Regions from separate parts of the Homo sapiens genome. Here region 1 is linked to region 2. Evidence: read pairs that join two places in POLR2A ChIA-PET (ENCODE). Cell type or tissue: HCT116. All regions are shown on one strand. Links, peaks and the distances in the headings refer to the core of each region. The heading gives the core; the rest is flanking DNA.

Region 1 (12,478 bases), core at 4,378-9,377, 60 kb after region 2:
TGCTGGAGAGTGACATCAGCAAGATGGTTGACTAGAAACTCCTAGTGCCCTTTTCCCCTCACACACATAGAAAGGCCCCAAAATAACAAATAAACAACTACATTTTGACCGAAATAACTAAAGGAGAACACTGAGCAACAGCAAAGATGCAGCAGAAATTCTGTAAAGGAAACTAAACGTGGCCATGTAGAGAAGAGACGGAAACATCTTGCCTTTGTCACCCCATCTCTCTAGTGGAGATCAGCTTGGAATCAGGAGGGGCTTTTCCCTGTGGAGAAAATGTAAGCAAACAGACCCCAGTGCCCCCCATCAACCCTGCACCTGCAGTCTTTGCTACTGGAGACTTCTGAAGTCCTCACAGTCTCTAAGCCCAGCTGAGGGAACTCTCAGACTCCATAGACTTCTCCTTCCAGAGAAGGAGCTGACACTGTACCTAACCCCTGTGGCCAGTGCTGCTGCTGCTGCTCTGTGCTATCTTCTAGCAAAAGCCACTGCAAGAGTGTGTTCTGCTTTGGGGTCAAGTGGCCATTGCATCCTTCCACTGCACCGTGCCTACCCAGTAGCATGCCATCCCCAAGAAGAGCTGCTGATATGTCCTACTCACTAGTGCCAAGCTACCACACAGCCACACCATCCCTCCATCCCAGTTGCTGGTATATCTTCCCTTTAGGATCAAACTGAAGTGGTTCCCTGACCTTGGGGACACAAAACCTTGAAGTACTAGGGCAGCCATGCCCTCCATACCACAGTGGAAGCAGCACTCTACTCCCCAGGGACCTCAGGCCTCTGACACACCAGAGCAGTCATGCCCTCAACCACAGAGCAGACATGATTCTCCCTGTCTCAGGATTTCAGGCCTCCTCCACACTGGGGCAGTTACCACTCCCATGACACGGATAAGGTAGCACTTTATCTGCCCAGGGGCTTCAAGCCTCTGGCACATCAGAGCAATTGCATCTCTCAACATCACAGCTACCATGATTCCATGCCTAGGGATCCAGTAGCTTAGGTAGCCCTGTTTTCTGAGGCTGAGAAGATGCAGTGCCTTGCACTCCAGGGAATTAGAGTCTTGGCTGAGCTGTGTCACCCTGCCCTTCTAGCTGAACAGCCACAGCACCCTACCTACTGGAACTGTACTATCCCCGGCACTTGCGCTGCTGAGGTACTCTGCCTCTCCAGGGAGTACAGTCATCACTGCAGTGTTCCTTGCTCTCCAGGGCCCAAACCACAGAGGCATTTTGCCATTACTGGGGCCTTGTTGCTGCTGCACCTGAACTCCCAGAGCCTGGGCTACCACTGTGTCACATCATTCCAAGGACCAGAGTCAACACTGTGTGGTACCTCACCCCTGGAGCCTGAGCTGCTGCTGCGTCCTATTAGTTCCATGTACTGAATTCCAACTGTGCCCTGCTTCATGGAGTCTGAGCCTCCAGAGCAGCTCTTCTTCCCCAGAGCTGTACCAGTGCTGTCCCCTTTCCCCCAGAATAAGAATCATGGCTACATTCCAGCCTCCTGGGCCCAAATTGCTGGATTGCTGAATGGAAGAATGACATTCACTCATGCTTTGAATAGTAAATTTGGACCTTATATCCTAGTCAGTACAGTAGTTTTGCAAGACCCTAGGCCTATAAACCTGGCTCTACCTGAGCCCATAAACCTGGCTCCACAGCTGCTCCAAGCACTTTCCCCTTATGCCCTGGATTCTAGTGCCACAGTGGCTGCCTGTGAGCCATGTTAGACCTAACACCAAGAAAGATCACCTTAGCTAAGATGCCCCACTGTCAGGAAGACAAGAACAGGAGGATTCCTAATGCTTTTAACTGAGGTACCCATAGTCATCACTAATACTGATCACAACAAAAGAAGCTGCACAGAGACCACACCGCTGTTTCTGCATGTAATTAGAGCCACCCCACCATGCCCAATCATCATCCTCAGGCCCATCTGCAGGTAAAAGTGTTCCCTTACAAAACCACTCTGTAAAATCTGGAAGAGGTGACTGTGCCACCAGAAGCACAGATGTCTATGCAAGAACACAAGAAACAGGAAAAAGCAAGAAAACATGATGCCACAGAAAAAATGCAAAAATTCTTCAGTAACTGCCCCCAAAGAAGTGGACATTTATAAATTGCCTGAAAAGAAATTCAAAATATGATATTAAGCAGACTCAGAAAGATACAAAAGAATTCAAACAGGCAATTGAATAAAATGAAGGGAACTTCGTGATCAGAATGAGAAATTCAACAAAGAGATAGATATCACACAAAGAAAGAACTAAACAGAAATCTTGGAACTTAAGATTTTAATTAATGAAATAATACAATTGAAATAATCAATAATGAACCACATTAAGTAGGAATATAGCAGCTGTGATTGAAGGTAGTTCTTTCAAAATAACTCAGAGGAAAAAGAAGAATAAAGAATAAGAAAGGATGAAGATAGCCTACAGGACTTCTGAAACATCATTAAGTGAACAAATATTCACATTATGAAACTTCCAGAGAAAGACAGGACAGAGAAAGGAACATAAAGCTTATTTTAAAAAATATTTGCTGAAAACTTCCCAAGTGTGAGGAGAGATATGGACATCTAGATCCATGAAACTCAAAAGTCTCCATATAGACTCAACCCAAAGACATCCTCCATGAGGCACATTATAATCAAACTGTCAAGGTCAAAGACAAAAAGAGAATTTTTAAAACAATAAAAGTAAAGCATCGTGTTACACATTAGACTATCAAAATATTTTCAGGGGAAACCTTCAGATCAGGAAAGAATAAGACAATATATTCAAAATGCTGAATGAAAAAAAAGTCAGCCAAAAATTTAATAACCATCAAAGCTGTCCTTCAGAAATGAATGAGAAATAAGGTCTTTCACAGACAAACTAAAGTTGAGGGAATTCATTACCACTAGACCTGCCTTACAAGAATCCGAGTTTTTCAAGTGGAAACGAAATTTTGATCATTACTATCATAAATACATATGAAAGTATAAAACTGGTAGAGGCAAATACATAGTCAAATCCAGAGTATTTTAATACTGTAACGGTGCTGTGTAAATCACACTTATTTCTACTATGAAGGTTAAAAGTCAAAATGGTAAAATGTAACTAAAGCTACAAAATATTTGTTAAGGAGCACACAATCTAAAAAGCTATAAATTCTAGCATCAAAATCATAAATGATGGAAAAGTAAAAGTCTGGAGGTTTTTGTATGCAACAGAAGTTAAGTTGTCATCAGCTAAAAATAGTAGATTATATCTATAAGATGTTTTACGTAAACATCTACAGCAGATATACAAATGATAAAGCAAAAGAAATCAAAGCTTAGCATTACAGACAACTATCAAATCACAAAGGCAGACAACAAGAAATAAAAAAGAAAGGAACAAAGAACCCACAAAACAACTGGAAAACAGATAATAAAATGGTAATAATAGTACTTAACTATCAATATAGCCTTGAATGTAAATGGATTAAATTTTCCAGTCAAAAGACACAGAGTGGCCTGCCTGCAAGAGACTCACTTAAGCTTTAAGAATACATAGGCTGAAAGTAAAAGGATAGAAGAAAGTATGTTATGTAAATGGTAACTAAAAGAGAGCAGGAGTGGCTACATCTATGTCTGATAAAATAGAATTCAAGTCAAACACCGTCATAAAAGTCAGAGGTCATTATTTAATGTAAAAGGATGAATTCATCAAGAAGACATAACCATTATAAATATATATGCAATCAACATTGGAGCACCTAAATACACAATCAAATGTTAATGGAAATGAAAGGAGAAAGAGCAGATAGCAATAATAGTAAGATATTTCAATACCTCACCTTAAACAATAGATAAAACAGACACACTATTAATAAGAAAATGCTTGACTTGATTTGCGCTTTTGACAAAAGGGACCTAACAGACATAAATAGAATTTTCCATTCAACAACAATAGAGTGCACATTTTTCTCCAGCGCACATTAAATATTCTCCAGGACAGATCACATTCTGGCCACAAAACAAGTCTTAACAAATTTAAGAAGATTGAAATGATGTCTACCATTGTTTCAGACCAAAATGATATAAAACTAAAAACCAATAAAAGGAGAAATCTTGGTAAATTCACAGATAAGCAAAACTTGAACAACGTACTCTTAAATAATCAATGGATCAAAGAAGACATCAAAAGGAAATTTTAAAAATATTTTGAGACAAATGACAGTGGAAACACAAAGTGCCAAAACCTACAGAATGCACCAAAAAAAGCTCCAACTGGAGAATTTATAGTGATAAGTGCCCACATTTAAAAAGAAGATAGATCTCAGCTACATAGTCAACAACACACCTCAAGGAACTAGAAAAAGAAGAACAAGCTAAACCAAAATTAGCAGAAGGAAGAAAATAATAAAAATCAGAACAGAAATAAATAAAATAGAGAGCCAAAAAATGATAGAAAGTATCAATAAAACTAAGAGGTGGTTTTATGAAAAGATGAAATTGATAAGCTCTTAGCTAGTCTAAGAGAAAAGAGCGAAGATTCAAATAAAATAAAAGGTGAAAGTGGAGAAATTTACAACAGATGCCTCAGAAATAAAATGGGTCATAAGAAACTATTAAGTACAATTAAATGCCAACAATTGGATAACCTAGAGAAAAATGGATAAATTCCTTAAAAAAAAAATGCAATCTACCAAGACTGAGTCAGGAAGAAATAGAAAGTGTGAACAGACCAATAACAAATAGATATTGAAGAAGTAATTAAAATAATTCCAACAAAGGAAAGCCCAGGACAAGATGGCTTTACAGCAGAATTTTACCACTCAAAAAAGAATTAATATTAATACTTCCTGAACTATTATGAAAAATAGAACTAGAGAACATACTTCCAAACACATTTTATGAGACTAGTATTACCTTGATATCTAAGCTAAATAAAGACATCACAAGAACAAAAACTATAGGCTATTTTTTCTGATGAATATCGATGCAAATATCTTCAATAAAATATCGAATATTAGCAAACTGAATCCAACAACATATTAAAAAGATTATGTATCATGACAAAATGGAGAAATGAGATTTGTTTCTGTCATGCAAGGCTGGTTTAACATAGGCAAATCAATCAAGGTAATACACCATATTAACAGAATAAAATATTAAAAGTACATGAGTATCTCAGTTTAAATAGAAAAAGCATTTGACATAGTTTAACATCTTTTCTTGATAAAATGTCTCAACAGTTAAGTATAGAAGAAAAATTCCTTAACATAATAAAGGTCATTTATGAAAAGCCCACAGTTAAATTTTATAATCAATGGGGAAACACTAAAATCTTGACCTTGTACCAAGATTCAGTACAAGGCAAGGATGCCCACTTCTATTTAACATATTACAAGTACTGGCCAGGTGCATTGGCTCACACCTGTAATCCTAGCACTTTAGGAGGCCAAGGCAGGTAGATCACTTGACCAGGAGTTTGAGATCAGCCTGGCCAACGTGGCATAACCCTGTCTCTGCTAAAAAATATCAAAATAATAATAATAATAATAATGGCCAGTTATGGTGGCACATGCTTGTAATCCCAGCTACTTGGGAGGCTGAGGCATGAGAATTGCTTGAATAGGGAGGCAGGTGTTGCAGTAAGATGAGGTCGTGCCACCGCGCTCCAGCCTGGGTGACAGAGCGAGACCCTGTCTCAAAAAAAAAATATATATATATATATATGTGTGTGTGTGTGTGTGTGTGTGTGTGTGTGTGTATATGTGAGTATATATATGTGTGTGTATATATGTGTGTATATATATGTGTATATATATGTGTATATATGTGTATATATGTGTATATATGTGTGTATATATGTGTGTATGTAAATAAAACCAAAACATATATATATATGCGCACACAGACATATATATATGTTTTCATATATATTTTTTTCATATATATATATATATATATATATATATATATATATATATATATATATGAAGTACTAGCAAAAGCAATAAAATAAGTAAAAGTAATACAAATCAGAAAGGCCGGGCGCGGTGGCTCATGCCTGTAATCCCAGCACTTTGGGGGCCGAGGCGGGCGGATCACGAGATCAGGAGATCGAGACCATCCTGGCTGACAGGATGAAACCCCGTCTGTACTAAAAATACAAACAATCAGCCGGGCTTGGTGGTGGGCACCTGTATTCCCAGCTACTCGGGAGGCTGAGGCAGGAGAATGGCGTGAACCCGGGAGGCAGAGCTTGCAGTAAGCCAAGATCAGCCACTGCACTCCAGCCTGGGCAACAGAGCGAGACTCCTTCTCAAAAAAAAATAAAAAACAAATCAGAAAGGAAGAAATAAAATTGTAACTATTTACAGATGTTATGATGATTCTATATGTAGAAAACCCCAAAGATTCCACAAAAATCCTGTTAGACTAATAAATGAATCCAATGAAGTTGCAGGACACAAAATAAACACACAAAAATAAGTAGCATTGTTATAAGCAAGTAATGACCTAAGGGAGAAAGAAATTTTTAAGAAGTCCCATTTACAACAGAATAAAAAAATAAAATATCTAGAAATAAATTTAACCAAGGAGGTAAAACATCTGTACAATGAAAACTATAAAACATTGATTAAAGGAATTGAAGAAGACAAACAAATGGCATGATATCCTGTGTTCATGGATCAGAAAAAATAATATTGTTAAAGCAACATACAGATTCAATGCAATCTCTATCAAAATCCAAATGGCATTCTTCATAGAAATAAAACAAAATCCTAAAGTTTGTATGGAATTATAAAAAACTCCAGATATCCGAAAATGTTCTGGGAAAGACAAAACATAATAAATATTGGCAAGAATGTGAAGAAAAGGAAACTCTTGTGCACTGTTTGTGGGAATATAGATTGGTACAGTCATTCTGAAAAATAATATGGAGATTTCTAAAGAAATTAAAAATAGAACTACATATTATCCAGCAATCCCTCTTCTGGATATTTATCCAAAGAAATGTAAAGATATCTGCACTCCAATGTTCATTGCAGCATTTTTCACAATACCCAAAATATGGAAACAATCTAAGTGTCCATCAGTAGGCAAATGGGTAAAGAAACAAAATTATGGTACATATATACAATGGAGTATTATTTGTCCCTAAAAAGGAACAAGATGTTGCTATTTGCAAGAACATGAATAAGCCTGGAGGTCATTATGAAATATGAATAATGACATAATGAAATTTCATATGTCTGGCATATGAAATATGCCAGGCACAGAAAGGAAAAATACTGCATTATCTTACTTATAAGTGGCATCTAAAATTTTTAAAAAATGAAATGTACAGAGATAAAGAAAAAAACAGTGGCTATCAGAGGCTAGGAGGAAATGAGGATATAAAAGTCAGAGGATGCAAAGTAGCAGAAATTTTTTAGAACAAGTTGAGAGATCTAATGAACAACATGAGGACTATAGGTAATTAAATTATATTGTATACAGGATCCATGCTAAATGAGAAGGTTTTAGATGGTCTTACCACGAAAACAAAACAATGGGTAACTATGTGAAATGATGGATATAGGGCTTTGTAACAGTCAGGGTTTGAAAAAAAAAAACAAAACACCAACAATGAAAAACAATTCTGCAACTCAGCAGTTGTAGCAAGTGACTTGGCATCTTTGAACCACAGTGTTTTTGTGTGTAAAATGGGTACAATTACATCAACCTTGCAGGTGTGTTGTTATATAAACCTAGCAAAATAAATACTGGCTATCATTATTAATAGTAGAATTTATTGATCATTTCTTTAAAGGGATCTCTTAGGTCCTGGCTCTTATGGCAAACTTTTCCATGTAAAGTGAGCTCCCAATTTCTGCCCTATAATATATCTTTTAGGGGCATATTGAACTTGTAGTAATTCACTGACTTGAAATGCAGAGTATTGTGCCTGCTATTGAAGGACACCCATAATTGAATTTGATTCATATCTTATAAAGTATTGATCATTTCAGAGAAAAGAAGACATCCACATATATAGAAATATGCAAGGTAGATTGTACTAAATATCTCAGGATAGTTTTTAAACATACTGACTTAGAAGGGCTGGTAAAATATCCAGGTAGAGATGTCTATCAAGAATTTGAAAATGTAGGACTGGTTCTAAGGAATGAGATGCATGCTGGAAGGTAGAGATGAGGTAACTATTCACTTGATGGCATGTTAGTCTGCTTTTGCATTGCTCTAAAGAAATACCTGAGGCTGTGTAATTTATAAAGAAAAGTGGTTTGTTTTGGTTCATGATTCTGCAGAGTGTACAGGAAGCAAGGTGCTGTCATCTGCTTCTGATGAGGCCTCAGGAAGCTTATATTTATGGTAGAAGGCAAGAGGGTGCTGGTGTATCATATGGAAGGAGTGAGAGCCAGAGAAAGAGCGGGGAGGTGCCACAGGATTTTAAACAACCAAACCTTGTGTGAACTCACTCATTACCATGAGGAGGGCACCATGCCATTTATGAAGAATCCACCCTCATAACCCAAACACCTCCCACCAGATCCCATCTCCAACATTGGGGATTACATTTCAACAAGAGATTTGGAGGGGACAAACATCTAAACCATATCAGATGGTATCCTTGAAGCCATGGGATTCATAGTCTGAAAGGAAAGTGAAGTGAGGAAAAGGGAAGAGGAAGAAGGATAAGTAAAATGTTATGGAGCACCTCTACTGAGGCAGACCTCAAACAGTGCCAGTGCCCAGATCGTGTGCTTCCCCAGGGAGAGAAGTGAGACACAGATGACTGCAAAGCCACTAGAGATAGGCCTACTACTATTTCACTAAGTGGAACAAAGTAAAACAAATTTTAAGCATAAAATAAACATTTTATTTATATTAATGTCAAAGATCAATTTAGCGTTATTTTTCTATTTAGTAGAAGGTTGCCTGGTGAGTGGTCAACTACAAATGTCAAATAACTTGAATTTGGGAAAAAAATATTTTAAGCCAACATACTTTCTCAAATAGAGGGGGAAAAACTAGTTAAGTCTAAACTATGTATGTGTTAGCATTCTATGTATCTGGGATAATTTTTTGGTTTTTCCAGTTGGAATATTCATATGGAGATATTTTTAAAGACAGATAAGAGTGCCATTAAAAAGTTTGCCTTCAGCAAAAAGGTTGCAGAGGTGAGACATACTCAAGATTGCCTGAAAAGCATAAAGACAAATGAGAACAAATTATTATGTAGTCATCAGAGTCTACTGTCCTCTCTTGGTTTTCCAATTTGTGGTTATCTATTGGGTTAAACAGTTTTAAAATGGCTGAATTGGAAACCATGGGCTGTACTTGTGTTTATTTTTAAAAGGTTTGTTTCTAGGAATAATTTCTGTACTTTGGTACAATAACTCAATTTTTCTCCTTGTGATTTTCTACAATCATCACAGTTCCTGTTTGTTGGAGACTATCCCTGAAGCAGAGCATGGCTTTGGCAGTGATAATCATAATTTATAGAGAAATGACCTGTTTTTACACCCAACTCAAAGAGCTGTCATTTTAAGAAAAACATTTATTATTGTTCAATTGTTGTTTAACTTGTCTTATTATTGAACATGGTCTTATTTTACCCAATTATTTTTAACAAAAAAAGGAAAACTTGACTAGTAGAATGCATGGTTGGTTTTGAAATTAGAACAAACTTGGTCCTAGGGCTACTTCTGAGATATTAAGCCATCTTGAGGCTGGCTGAGAGACTTGTCAATCTGAAATAATAAAAAGGATCAGAACCCAGTTTAAAAGCTGAGAATGGTCATTCAGGTAACACAGACTCCAAAGGAATAGAGTTAGAAATCAAAGAAAATTAATAAGATTATGTTTCCTATATGAGACTTATGTGTTATAGCAATTTGATTGGCTACAAGCTTGTTTTATTTTCCTTTTCCAATTAAAAAGAATATATTTAACATACCATCTTAGATGATGTGGTAGTCATGAGGCCTTTGTGTAAAAGAAGTAAGAAGGAAGTTAATCTATGATGAAGATCAACAGCGGAGAGGGACAGGGTCTTCTTCTAGTGTCCTATACTCTTTCACAACATTTTACAGAACAATGTAGGTAAAGAAAAAGTTTGTCTATTATCAGAGCAACAAAGGTTACAGCTGCCTAGTTATAGCTGCCTACCATGTGACTCAGGTCCCATAATCTCATTCCTTTAAGGAACAAAATAATTTAAAATTTCAACAGCTTCGATTTTGAATGACTTATTTTTACAATCTAAAGTATAACAATTAAGATGCTCCTCATTGTTTTGAAGCACTTTATTTTCTAACTTAGTGTACTCCAAAACATGTTTTTACTTGTTAATTTATATATGACTAATTGGAGAACAGATTTGCGGTGGATTTTATAGTTCTAAGATACACTTAGGATGATGAAACATAGACTGAATGACCTGAACCAAATGAAAGTTAAGCCTTGAGAGATACAGATCTATGCTTTAACTAAATGGTTTCAAAATATTCAATGTGTCATTTACTCATCCCACTCAGCAAAAATAAGATATATTGAGCCCCTGTTGTGTGCATTGTTCATGTCCTCATGAATCATTTAGTCTGTGGAGTGACATATGTTAAGCAAATACATACTTAATTATGATTGTGATCCTACTTCAGAGAAATAATGGAATGTGCAAAGGGCATGTAACAGAGACACCTGACAGGGCCTGTCTGGGAGGGCATGATCAGAGAAGACTTACCTGAGGAAGCAACATCTAAACTGAGGTTTGAAGAATGAGTAGAAGCTGGACAGGGGATGGAGGAGGGGAAAGATAAGCCTTTGTGAGGTAACTAAGGATGGAGAAACCTTAGTACCTTTGGAGAATTCTAAGAAAGCCAGTGTGGCTGAAGCGCAGTGACAAGATGAGGCTGAAGGTGGCTGGGGACCAGTCACACAGGATCTTGTATTATGTGACTACGTTTCCTAGGGAGACAAGAAATAAAATGCAGACACATGCTCGACAATGTTAGCAACAATTGCAATGAAAATAGCATTGTTGAGTATTTACTCTGTGTTGAGCTCTGTCCTGGGAATTTTACACGTATCTTTGCATTTAATTTTCACAACAACCTACAAGGTAGCTATTTATTATGTTCCCATTATATTAAAAGGATAAGTGTATTAACTTACAGACAATGTTCGACTTTAAATTTACGTGGCCAGTCAGTGATAAAGCCAGGATTGGAACCAAGAGTTTCCTAACATCAGAATCTGCCCTCTGAATACACCTGTAGGTGAATTAGCTGTAATAATTATTTCAACCTCTTTGTGTTTAGTAAGTATTGTTTTTATTTACTTCTTAGGCAAAGGCTTGGCAAAAGATACAAAAGATACCTTTTCCTCCTTATGTGCTTTCATCTAGAAAAGCAAAATGAGAATTCGCTTGCCTCTCAATTTGTAGAGATGTTTTATATGGCATCTGGGCTGAGAATGAATGGGAAAAAGTTAGGATTTTTAGACCACAAATTCTTTGCACTATTTCACTTAAAACACCAAATACAGTAAGTGACTGAGAATAATTTACCCATCCAGATGCTGGATGAAGCTGAGACATAACATTTGGACAAACTTCCTCAATACGTTGGAGACCCTAATGGAGCCTATTCTGAAACTTCATAATATGGTTCAGAAGAGGGTTTAGAGTCTAGCACAGCATGATTGAGTTGAAACTCAGCTACTTATTAGCTGTGGGATTTTAGCAGATTAATTAAACTCCCTGAATCTTTGCTTCTCATCCATATGTAAAGATAGTGAGAACAATAAATAAGGGTTTCATTGATACCTACTTCACATGAGTGTTGTGAAGTTTAACTGAGATAATGTATATTCAAAGTTTAGTAATTGCTTGTCAGTCATTATTAATTAACTTTTTGGAGAAAATGAATACCAAGTAGTTTCAAATTTTAAGTCACTCACAAAAATAGGTCAATATGATGTATAATGCCCTAAATTATATAGCTAAAAAGGGCATGAAACATTAAATAGAAAAATTGAATAATCCATCTCAAATATAAAAATATTTTTTACAAAGATAAAAAAAATCCAAGGGCAGTAGCCTTAAACAGGTTATATGTCTCCAATAATGTCTTATTTATCTTTATCTTTATAAGGTCAACACTTAATGCTATGCTGGAAAATACATATCTCTCAATAATTGCTTGTGAAGTGAATGGATGAATAATAAATACAATAATTAATAAGTGGATGGATGAATATAGCTTCATATATTGAGTGGTGTAAGTGTAAATTCAGTGACTGTCCAATGCAATAATCACTTACTTCAAACTGAAACTAGTAAAGAGAAAGCAATGTTGGAAGATAATCGGAAAGCAAAGCAAAAAGATAAAACCTCCATTAGAATCAGCAAGAAAAAAAGATGAAGAATCCCAATGCAATTATTCCTGACTATAAAGATATACTTTTAAAAGAATGAATATTTAAT
Region 2 (12,478 bases), core at 3,795-8,794:
TATAATATATAATATAACATATTATATATTATATATAATATAACATATTATATATAATATATAATATAACATATTATATATTATATATAATATATATAATATAACATATTATAGTTAATATATAATATATAAAATATAACATATTATAGTTAATATATATTATATAACATATTATATATAATATATAATAGAACATATTTTAGTTAATATATAATATATATTATAAAATATATATATAATATATAATATATATAATATATATTATAAAACATATATATAATATATAATATATATAATATACCATATTATATATAATATACGTAATATATATTATATAACTTATATATTATATATAATATATATTATATATAATATAAAATATATTATATATAATATATATTATATATAATATAAAATATATTATATAATATGCATTATATATATATAGTCATGACACTATTGCATCATTCTGTACTTCTATGTATATTTACTTTTACCAGTGAGATTTATTCTTTTATATGCATTTGTGCTGCTGTTTAGTATCTTTTTATTTCAACTTGCAGAACTCTCTTTAAGCACTTCTTAAAAGGCAAATGTAGTGGTGATGAAGTCCCTCAGTTTTTGTTTATCTGGGAAAGTCTTTATAGATCCTTCATTTTTAAAGGACAGTTTTGCCAGGTATATTATTCTTGGTGGGTTTTTTTTTTGAGCACTTTAAATATATTATTATTCCACTCTCTCCTGCCATCAAAGGTTTCTGCTGAAAAATCTACTGATAGCCTTATCAGTGTTCCCTTTTATGTGATGATTCACCTTTCTCTTGCTGCTTTCAAAATTCTCTCTTTGTCTTTGATTTGTAACAATTTAATTATAACATCTCTCAGTGTAGTCCTCATTAGGTTCAACCTATTTGAGTGTTTTGTTGTTCTTCTTCCTTAGTCTGAATGCTCATTTTCTTCCCCAGATTCAAGAAGGTTTTCGACACTATTTCTTTAAATAATCTTTCCTTCTCTATCTCTTTCTTTTCTTCTTATGGGAGTCTCTTAATGTATATATTTGATGATGTTTCATAAGTTCTGTAGGTTCTATTTAATCTTTCTCTTTTTATTTATTTTTGTTTCTCTGAATAATTACAAATAAACAGTCTTTAAATTTGCTGATTCTTTCTTCTGTTTGACCAAGTCTGCTGCTGAAGTTCTCCATTGAATTTTTCAGTTTAGTAATTGTATTCCTCAGCTCTTACATTTCTGCTTTTATTTTTAATGGCTTCTATCACTTTGTTCAACTTCTAATTTTTTTTCATGTATTGTTTTCCTATTTTCAATGTCATGTTTTCCTGATTTTTTATGATCTTTATGACCTTGCATTAGTATCTGAACATTTGAAGAAGCAATCACTCCTTCTGGTCTTTACAGTCTGACTTTGGCAGAGAAAGCCCTTCACTAGTTAGCCTGGCCAAAGATTCTAGATGGGCTAGTTGTTTTTGTCTGAAGATGGGATGTCTGAAAGTATCTGTGGGCCCTGTGGGTGTGGTTGGGCCCATTGATAGTGTCTGCAGGTGGGTGGGCCCACTTCTGAGGCCATGAAGAGTGAATATGATAGTTCTTTTCTTCTTGTAGCAATGGATAGGCCACACATATTCTACAGTTATCTACTGTCTAAATAAACAGTACTCAATTTTACCTTATCTGTTAATGGTAAAGCTAACATACATTCATTCATTTTTCTCCCTTCCATTTCCCAGTTGCTCTAAACATGTACCATTGTCAGTTACTTTTAAAACATTATTTCATATGTCATGTGTTGTATTGATATGCTACAATCTGATACGATCATGGCTGTTCATTCTTTTTTTCTCTTAACCAGATTCACATTATCTAAAGATGCAACATAAGGCAAATAACAATGTATTCTTTATCACTTATTGATTAGAAAGAGTAATTGATTATTTCAATTAATTAGGTCAATCCATGGCTCAGGTCAAACTATGTGTATTGGTCAGGGTTCTCCAGAACGACAGAACCAGTAGATTGTATATCTATATGGCTGTGTGTGTGTTTGTGTGTGTGTGTGTGAGAGAGAGAAAGAAAGATATTTATTATAAGAAATTGGCTTATGAGATTATGAAGGCCGAAAAGTCCCATAATCTGCATTCAATATATAGCAATTTCAGCTCTGTGGCTACCAGAAATAATTGTCTTGTTCTGAGCACACATAGAAGATCTTATGTCATTTATACACTTGGCTTAGAATTCAATCCTTGAGGGCATCCTTTCTTTCACCATTTTGTCTAGCAAAATTAGGAGCAACTAGCCAATATACACCAGTACATATCGGCGTGTATGTATATAAATGTCATTTAGTAATGAGTCCAAAGTTCTTAGAAAAAGGTGAAGAAGTGGTATAAATCCAAATCTGAGGAATGGAGAAGATGAGATTATATGTTGCAGCTCAACAGTTAAGTAGGAGGTGAAAAGGGCACATTTCTCTTTCCTCCGCCTTTTGTAGCTTTCAGGCCCTCAAAAAATTGGATAATGCTCACCAATATCAGGGGAGGCATCTACTGAGTCCATTGGTTTAAATACTGATCTCATCCAGAAACACCTTTACAGACATACCCAAAAATAATATTTTATCTGGGCACCCTATGACCAATTAAATTCACACTTAAAATTTACTATCATACCATGTGTATATCCATAACCACTCATGCCATTATTAATTTCTGTCTTTTTTCAGTCTCTGTATGTGGAGAACCTATAACATGTTAGCTACTGTCAATTACATCTGACTTAAAATTAAATGAAATAGTCCATATTCTAGTAGCATTTATCCTTTGCAGAATAACACAGAAAAGCAGCTACTTTGCAGACAAGAGAATACATTTTAAATACAAGGATCATGCCTAGCCAGAACCTGAGGATCCCTGGAGTTAAGAGTCCCCAGAAGCTGTCAGATTACCTAGAAATTAATATACTTCTATTATAGACTTCAAGTCTTATGACATCATAATCACCATCATTATCATTAAGCATAATCAGGATGTCTTTATCATCACAGCATGGTGCCTACGTTGACACTATTCAGAAGTTTTACTCCAAGAAAAAATAACTTTTACATGAATTTTACAAAAGTGACCAAATATCAAATGGACACAAATATAAACCCAAGATTATATATGAAGCAAAGTGAATCTTCAATTTGTTTTCCCAGTTAAGTGAATGGGGGAAGCATGAAAACTTCATTCAGAAAAAATACAACTTTTGTTTTTCTTTTTCCAGCAAGACATTGTGATCCAAAAGTCACCACTGTGGTTCACTGAAAGCACCAGCATGCATATCCAGTATCATATTATAGATAAAAGGTAGTTTAAAAAACATTAAAAGTTAAATTGGCCGGGCGCAGTGGCTCACGCTTGTAATCCCAGCACTTTGGGAGGCCGAGGCATGCAGATCACAAGGTCAGGAGATCGAGACCATCCTGGCTAACACGGTGAAACCTCATCTCTACTAAAAATACAAAAAAAAAAAAAAAGTTAGCTGGACATGGTGGCGGGAGCCTGTAGCCCCAGCTACTCGGGAGGCTGAGGCAGGAGAATGGTGTGAAACCTGGAGGCAGAGCTTGCAGTGAGCCGAGATAGCGCCACTGCACTCCAGACTGAGTGACAGAGCTAGACTCTGTCTCAAAAAAAAAAAAAAGAAAAAAAAGAAAAAAATTGAATTAAAACATTTTGATTGATTCACTCATTCAATTTAAACAATGTCTTGGAAATTATGGGATGTATAGAATTGGACTAAAACTCAGTCCACATACTGCAATTTTACTTGAACTTTGCTCAACTTCCATTTATACTACCTGGAAATTTTCTTGGTGCTAGTTGCGTTGTCTATTGACTGTTATAGCATTAATTTTTCTTCAAAGTATTATTCTCATTACCAGGAATGAATATGATTACACTCTTTGTTAGAACGTACAGTACCTTGGTAATATGTACATCCGTCATTTCTTGTGCAAACAAATATCCTATATGGTTTGTTTAAAGTCTTTTCCAATGACTATCTGTTCTCATGGGACAGGTGAAAGTTGGTATCTAGTGATTCCTTTCTTACTTGTAGCTTGCTTCAGCTCCAAAAATATTGTATATTTCTTAACAAGCAGGAATATCAGGGATGTTGACAGTTACTTTTTGATTTTTATTTTTAAAAATATGTACTCTTGGGAAAAAACTAACTGTTCAGAATGAAAAGTAAAATCCTTCACCCTCTCACGTCCTCATTCTAACAAATCCTCAGAGGTAACTAACCACTAAACAGTTCCTTTTGTTTCCATTTGGTCATTTTCTATGTATGTGTAAAAATATATACCTATATGTATAATCTCATTTTTTTATTTGGCACAGCCAGGATTGTATTTTACTGTTCTGAGAACAGGAACTTTAACCCAATGTAGAGAAAATAACAGCAAATTCAACATTTTAGTGTCATTTAATTATTATAGAATAAGTCTCAGAACTTTTGGGTTCTTTGAGCTTAATTCAGTTGTTAGAAAAATTGTCTCTCTTCTGATTAACAGAGCAATGACTCTAGAGGTAGTCTATCTGGTTGGAAGTCTCATTCCATTACTTTCTTGATATGTGACTCTACTGAAGTTGACTTAGCTTTTTGGGTCTCAACCTCCTAATGTGCAAAACAGTGGATATAATACTACTTGCTTCAAATGTCTTGAATTAAAATCAAAGCAGATTGTACACTATGCCATTTCAGGGCAGTGATGGGTATAGAAGCCTGACCTTGCTCTAAGTTCAAGCAATGATTAATCTAGCTTCCCTCCTGGTGGGTGACTGAGGCCTTTGCCTGAGGACAACTTTAAAGAGGTAGGAAATCCACCATTGTGTGTTTCTAGTGTGTGTCTCAATTATTGCCGTTACATAGTTACTCTTGATAGTTTTCCTACATTTTTGGTTTGTAAAGATATATCAGTATGCATGTATCTGAAGCAGTTTAAAGTGGCCACTATTACTTGTGTAATTATAAGGATGTGGGCAAAAACCAGTAGATTCTGAGACTATACGCATGTCAATGAGTGGAGCAGACAACATACCTATTTATATGTAAATAACTGAAAAATGTAAATTACAATTGTTGAAATGGAACTACTGTTTGTGCTGTCTTTAGGTTTCTATCTATATAGTAGAAGTAATAATTATATGGTCAAATATATCTTCGAATGCTCTAAAGTTTCATTCATTAATATTTACAACTATAGATTAAAAGTACTATAGAAAATCTTCCAATATTTATAGAATATATGCACTTATTTACTTAGTTCTTCTACATTGCCACAGGTGACACATCTAAGTAGGTCATATTTCAACAATGGTAGTTTCCATGTTTGGGTTCTTTGTAGATCACCATGGATGCTGTGTCTGACTCACTCATTTTGGAGGGTTAGGTGTAGAGAGTCTCCCTGGATCACATTCCATGGGTATATTCCAAGATACACACTCCACTTAACAGGCAATTGGATTGGTAAATGGAAACCAGTTAAAGAAAGAAATATAAACATGCCTGCCATTAGCAACACAATATTTTTGCATTTGGATGTTACTGACCCAATCTCATTCCATTGTTTTATTGGAATGAATTCAGTTTATAATTTATTTATGTTTCAGGGCAAGAAGTTAATTTTGTTAACTAGTTTCATTCCAGAGCTCTCTTTCATCCCCATATCATGCTAAAGTATTCCTTTAAAAGCCACTGGAAAAGTCTTAATGATTCTAGAGACAGTTCCACTCATGTCTTTGATTTATTCATTTATTCAACAGGATATTTACTAAGAGTTCTCTCCAGGGTATAATATGTCAGCAAAATATTAAAATAAGAAATAACTTCAGCTCTTTCATTTATACCCTTATGGTAGGGAATAAAATCATGATCATGGTCTATTTTCTGTCATTCCCTATCTACAGTTTCTTCATTGTCACTCTAATGCCAAGTTTTCTAGGAAAAAGAAAAAAAGTTATCTGATCTAATTTTCTCTTTCTTTGAGAAGTTTCAGGGTTCAAAACCACTTTTTGGTTTCCTATGACTTTTTATATTTCCAAGTTGTCACATTTAGCTTAAGTAGTGTATAAAACAATATTTGTAGGATACTCTATACCCAATAAAATCTTAACTGGTTACATTTTCCTATTATTTTTATTCTTATTTGTGATCTAAATATGAAATATCTCACAAAATCATAAACTGACAAGTAGTTATAGTATTTGATAAAATTTCTCCTTTGATGTGTAAAAAATGTGATGTACTTTTTATAAATAATAAAAGTATTTTTCTGCTTTATATTCAAAATGATCCTGATAACAGTAAATCATTTAGTTGGCAAACTTTTCTTTTTCACTGAATATACTTGGAATCTTATGGCTGAATTTAGCCTACCTCTCCATGGTAACAAAATATCCAGCCAATTTTTCAAGACAAAAATAAAATTGTTTAGTTCACTGATAGGCCATATCATAACATAAATGTAAACATAGTGTTATAAGTCATCTCTATTTTTATCATTTAGTTCCTGGCCATTCTTAATTTGCTTAAAAATTTCTCCACTTGGACGACATAAGAAGCACATACACTTAGTTTTTGCCTCCATAGTTACAATTAAACAAAGAAAGAATGAGTGTGGAGATGAATGGGAAAGGAAAACAAAGGGGAAGGGGAAGAAAACTAAAACTGACTTTTCTCCTTAGAAATTCCAATTTTTTAATTCATGAATGCAAGGCTTTTTAGCCTCTTTATCTACTTTGATGTATTTTTGGAGAATATTACTAACAGTTGAATTCAGCTACAATTTTTAGCTCATTTCCACAGAAGCCTGTATAAACAAAAGATTATTTTTTTCCAATCAGGTAGAATCAGTAATCTAAGATTTTAATGTTCTCTGCCATTAACTATTTCCATTTAAATACAAGATTTTGGTAAAGTCATCACCATTCTCTCTATTTTTAAAATAATCAAATAATTCTGAGGGAAAAAAATATGGAATGCAATATATAGGTATTTCTACTATATCTTCCAAACCAGTTGTTTCTTCTCTGGAAGAAAAAAATTCTTTTGTCCAACTTCAAAGTATATATGCTTATGAGAATTAGCTGAAGAAAATCTAGAAGTTATCTTGGTAATACATTTAGAAGTTTGGGAATGACCAGTTTTCCTAGAGTAGTAAGAAACAAGATTACCTTAGGGAAATAATATGGCTAAAGATACACCACACTTAGCAGTTGTCTCATACTCCACTACATTATCAAATGGGGTCAACTTTTAAGCGGGAGCAACCTTTCAAGATTTCTCCTAATCCTTTCTTGCTGACATTATTCTAAGAGGTGTGGGAACTCCTTTCAATGACCACGGTGGTCTTGCCAAGCAAAAATTTCCCACCAGGTTTTTGCCAGTGTGTAGAGCTTAACAGATGCCTGGGAAGATTGTAGCTGCTGAGCAAAAATGCTGCCTCTCTTCTAGTAGAGGTCACGTATAGAGAAACCATTTTGGATTTCCTTGTTAAGTTTATGATGGTAATATTCTGGTGCTTAACTTTAAAAATTATTTTTTTCAAAAACTTGGAATGTATATGAATGTGCATACACAAGCAGTCTTACACAGTGGCTGAAAGTATAACCTTCAGAGTCCAACAGATGGAGGCTCTATCCAAATGTCATCACCAACTAAGTCTGTGGTCGACATATTAGGTTGTCTATGCAAAATCCATCCCCTTCTTATTTCTTTGCTAACACAGTTCCTAATTTGTTTAGACTTTGGACACCCTTATATACAGAGATGGCTGGATTTCGTCTCAGCCTCAGGAGGCAAAGCTTGATTAGTTTAAGCCAGTCAAGGGTATTGTATTCACTGCAAGAATGATGAATTTAGAAATTGATATGTCCTGAAATGAAAGCCAATAGGACTTGAGGTAAATCACAGAACAGCTTCTGGGAAATTGCCCTCATCCTTAAAATGCATGTTCTTTTCTGTCTTTTAGATATTGAATGAAGCTATGATACCTGTAGCAGTTACTGCCATTTTGGACCCATAAACTGACAATCCTTAAACATTACCAGGAGGGCAGAGCGGAAAGAACATTGATGTCATCACTGAGTTGCTGGATTACCTTACTCTAGAAATAGCCAACTCTGCATGTTTGGTTATTTTTTTAAAAAGTCTTCTTTATTATTTACATCATTTTGAATGGGCTCTAACTCTAGCTCTTATAGTAAAAAGCATTTGAACTGATACAAATAATTATCTCCATATGGTTATTTTGAGAATTAAATGAGATAACACATAAAATGTATGCTTGGGACAACGTCATACATAACACTCAAGAGTACATATTGTTAGTATTATTGATGTTGTTGATGTTAAAGCTGTTACTTCCTGCAATGATCTTGCAATGCATCAGGTTTTGACTTTAGTTTTGGGCAAAATTATGAGGCTTGATTAGGAAAACATGATGAAAATTTTATTTCCTACAGCCCATTTTCTTCTTTCAGCATGTCTTTTACTTACTTTCATGCCCCTTTGAGTCTCCCCAATCATCTAGAAAGGGGATCTACTAGTGATGGCAACAAAGGAGCATGGACTGCTTAATAAGGCAATTTTTAACCCAAAAGAATAAATCCCAGCGTTAGAATTCCAAACACAATATCAAGTTGTGGGTAAGAATTTGGAGTAAGCAGGACTTCTCTACATCTCCAAAATGTTATCACACAAGCCTCTACCTGTATGTAAAGCCAAACTTTCCAGTATACAATTGGGCACTAAATTCCAGATAGTTTTTTTTATCTGGTCATGGCCTTGTAAGAAAAGAATTCTCCTTTCCTGTTTAATGTTAACATTTAATAACTATCAGGTGGTGACCTGGGCACTGCAGATCATTATCTGTTGTCAGTGACAGTGCTGTTCATTTTCAAACCAGTAAGAGAAGTTTTTTTTTCCTTTTCGTATCCGTAAAATTTGTGAGGGATTTAAAACTTGAAAAATGTGGGTTTTTCTTGCATTTCCAATGGACTAGGTCTTTACAATCATTAACTGTTTTAAAGTTGAGAAGAGCTGCTAAATTCTTCCGAGCGTGAAAAAAGATGGGCATGTGCTGTAAATTGACATAAAAAAAGTGGCAGCTTTGAAAGTTTGCAAGATCATTTTTACCAGAGCTTATATTTGGTATGAGATATCAGTAAAGCAGTTTTTTTTTGTTTTTTTTTTGTTTGTTTGTTTTTGAGATGGAGTCTCACTCTGTTGCCCAGGCTGGAGTGCAGAGGTGCCATCTTGGCTCACTGCAACTTCTATCTCCTGGGTTCAAGCAATTCTCCTGCCTCAGCCTCCCGAGTAGCTGGGATTACAGGTGCGTGCCTCCATGCCCGGCTAATTTTTTGTACTTTTAGTAGAGACGAGGTTTCACCATGTTGGCCAGGATGGTTTTGTTCTCCTGACTTTGTGATCCGCCCACCTCGGCCTCCCAAAGTGGAGGGATTACAGGGGTGAGCCACTGCACCCAGCTGTAAAGCAGATTATTAGGAGGAATAGTTAACTAGGAAAAAAAGGACAAACATCACATTTCACTTCTATCTGCCCTTAAGAAATATGACAATAATCTGAAAAATTGTCTAAAATACCTAGAATGCCTTGAGATCAATTTGATGACTTATCTGTTAGACAACTATACAGAAGGCAGATCTCTTCATTGCAATGCCCCCAAGAAGGCCTTAAAGGGACTGTTTTCTCCGCTATGTTCTATCTATCCTCACAGGTAGGACCAGCTATACAATTTTATTAAGAATTTTAAGACAATGATAATAGAGCATTAATCCAGCACAGGACCCTTCTGACCTGATTCTGTGCTACTACACAGGATGTCTATCTGTGAAGCTGGCCCTGCTGGAAGGGTCTGATTTTACTCATCTCTCTGCTCCTTTAGTGCTGGGTAAGTGAAGCAGAGGAAAGAGAATGTAGAGAGACAGACATGATTGAAAACTTGGCTTTTTTTCTTTTTAAATGTGTGGATGTGAGTGGGTGAGTTAAAGTCTTTGTCTGTTGCATGACACTGTTCAGAAAGTCTAATGCTGCATCTTGCACAAGAGGGTCTCAGTAAATGGTTCAGGAGACTTTGGGTTTGAATTCTATAAAAACCTAGTCTGTTGTCCAGGTGACTATGGCTCTATTTGAGTGAGTGCTAGGTCATGGTTTTATGGGCTTTATTTCATTCTATAGCATACATCCTAATGTTAGCTTATAAATACAATCATGCATTGCTTAATAATGGAGATACATTCTGAGAAATACATCATTAGACAATTTCATCCTGTGGGAACATCATAAAGTATACGTATGCAAACCTAGATGATACGGGCTACTACACAGCTGAGTTATAAGGTATCACCTATTGCTCCTAGGCTATAAACCTGTGCTGCAAACCTGTACAGCATGTTACTCTACTGAACATTGTAGGCGACCGTAACACAGTGGTAAGTGTTGTGTGTCTAAACATATCTAAACAGAAAAGGTACAATAAAAATATAGTATAAAAAGTTTTTAAACTTGTGCACCCATACAGAGCACTTACCATGAAAAAAAAAGCTTTCAGGGCTGGGAGTTGTTCTGATGAGTCAGTGAGTGTGTGTTGAGTGAATGTGAAGGTCTAGGATATTACTGTACACTACTGTGGAATTTTTATACACCATACACTTAGGCTACATTGAATTTATAAAAAAAAAAAAAAGTAATTATGCCTCAGCATTACAGTGGCTATGATGTCACTATGCAATGGGAATTTTTCAGCTTCATTATAATCTTATGGGATCACCATCATATATGCAGTCCATCCTTGACTGAACCATCGTTATGTGTCACATGACTGTGTACGAGTTTGGTCACAAGAAAAGCTGATTGAGAAGTCCTGGAGTGGCTAAATCCACTCTCATCACATAAAAACTAATTCAGAAGGTTTGGCAGTATTGTATCTCTATATAGTAGGTGGCATATTGTTATCATTACAAATAATGGAAGATTTTCTCCTTTCTTTTACTGTTTTATATTGCTTAACATATTCCAGATAGGTAATGGCATTTATGTCTTTTACTTTTTTGCTTTGAATTGACAATCGTAATATGTCTCTAATCTAAAAGCCAATGTCTAAATTCCAAATAACATAGAAATAAGGTGCTTCTTTGGAAATCCTCAGTTAAAATAAACTAAAATATCCTTTGTTTGAACTTCATATCTAATGTTGGAAAAGTGGTTACCTCACCGATCTGCTTCTAGTACTCACATTTCTTTTCTTTTCTTTTTTCTTTTTCTTTTTTTCTTTTCTTTTTTTTTTTTTTGAGACAGAATCTCGCTTAGTTGCCCAGGCTGGAGTGCAGTGGCTGGCGCGATCTCAGCTCACTGCAAGCTCCGCCTCCCAGGTTCAAGTGATTCTCCTGCCCCAGCCTCACGAGTAGCTGGGACTACAGGCATATGCCACCACATTGAGCTAATTTTTGTATTTTTAGTAGAGATGGGTTTTCACCATGTTGGCCAGGATGGTCTCGATATCTTGACCTCGTGATCTGCCCTCCTCGGCCTCCCAAAGTGCTGGGATTACAGGCGTAAGCATCCATGTGAGTACTAGGCTGGGTACTAGGCACCCAGCCTAGTACTCACATTTCTAAGAATAGACGTAATGAAAACTAAATAGGTGACCAAGAGAGAAATAGATTACACTCATTATTAATTATTCTATAGCTGCATGACATGTTGAAGAAAGCTTTAGATCAACAGTAAAATTAGTTAAATTATCTGCCCTGATTTCTTGTTACCCTGTATTTAAGATTTTTGCCCATCCTTGGACAAAGTTGCCATTGGAAAAAAGGAAATGTCCCTTTGGACTTGGATTTAGTCCTAAGATATTCTTCAAATGTTGACTGACACCTGAAAACACACATGGTTTTTGGAATACCATCTTTAAACAAGTGAAGATATTGAAGCCTAGAGATATGAAATAAGTATGCTGCCTAGTGTTAGGCACTTAAGCACGATGATGTTTCCATGTTCACAGGAAATGGAAAGATTGTCTCACTGAATAAATGTTTGTTTCTCTTGGCGAATAAGGATCTGACCAGTGTATTACTTGATTGTATTTATTTTATGTCCTTCTGTAGTTGTCTCTATCAGTGTGTGGTTAGATTTTTAACTCCCAAATGGTGAAGCTGGTGCTTAGTGTCATCTAATAATGTCTTTAAATCCCTCTTTAAATCTGGAGACCAGGACATGCCTGGCTTGTTATCATTATTAGGAATCCATTTTAAGATTCAGGTTTCATGTGATACACATGAAACACGAAGCCAGCCAGAAGCCACACTTGTATTGGTTGTTTCCATACCTTGCCTTTGACAATGGCATCAACTCTCACAATTAGCAATGTGGGAATCATAAGTGGATGAAGGGGATTG

Evidence for each region. ChIA-PET counts read pairs that join two places held together with the same protein. Peaks named below come from ENCODE experiments on the same cell type or tissue, not always from the same donor. Only the 100,000 strongest peaks of a DNase experiment are listed, where the experiment ranks them.
Region 1: POLR2A ChIA-PET joins it to region 2 with 5 read pairs; 2 of 35 experiments call an interaction of 5 or more read pairs at or near these places.

Annotation. Positions count from the first base shown.
Region 1 is chr4:74,488,899-74,501,376 of GRCh38, reverse strand. No RefSeq gene overlaps it. Among named protein-coding and RNA genes, the nearest start is that of AREG, 50 kb to the right of the region's middle. In HCT116, for the core only: no CTCF peak of the experiment used is centred there; no DNase peak of the experiment used is centred there.
Region 2 is chr4:74,548,386-74,560,863 of GRCh38, reverse strand. It overlaps LOC107986229 (a long non-coding RNA gene), which reads left to right. Exons shown (of 3, transcript XR_001741513.2): 3 at 8,032-11,264. Among named protein-coding and RNA genes, the nearest start is that of AREG, 110 kb to the right of the region's middle. In HCT116, for the core only: no CTCF peak of the experiment used is centred there; no DNase peak of the experiment used is centred there; H3K27ac peaks cover 709 bases.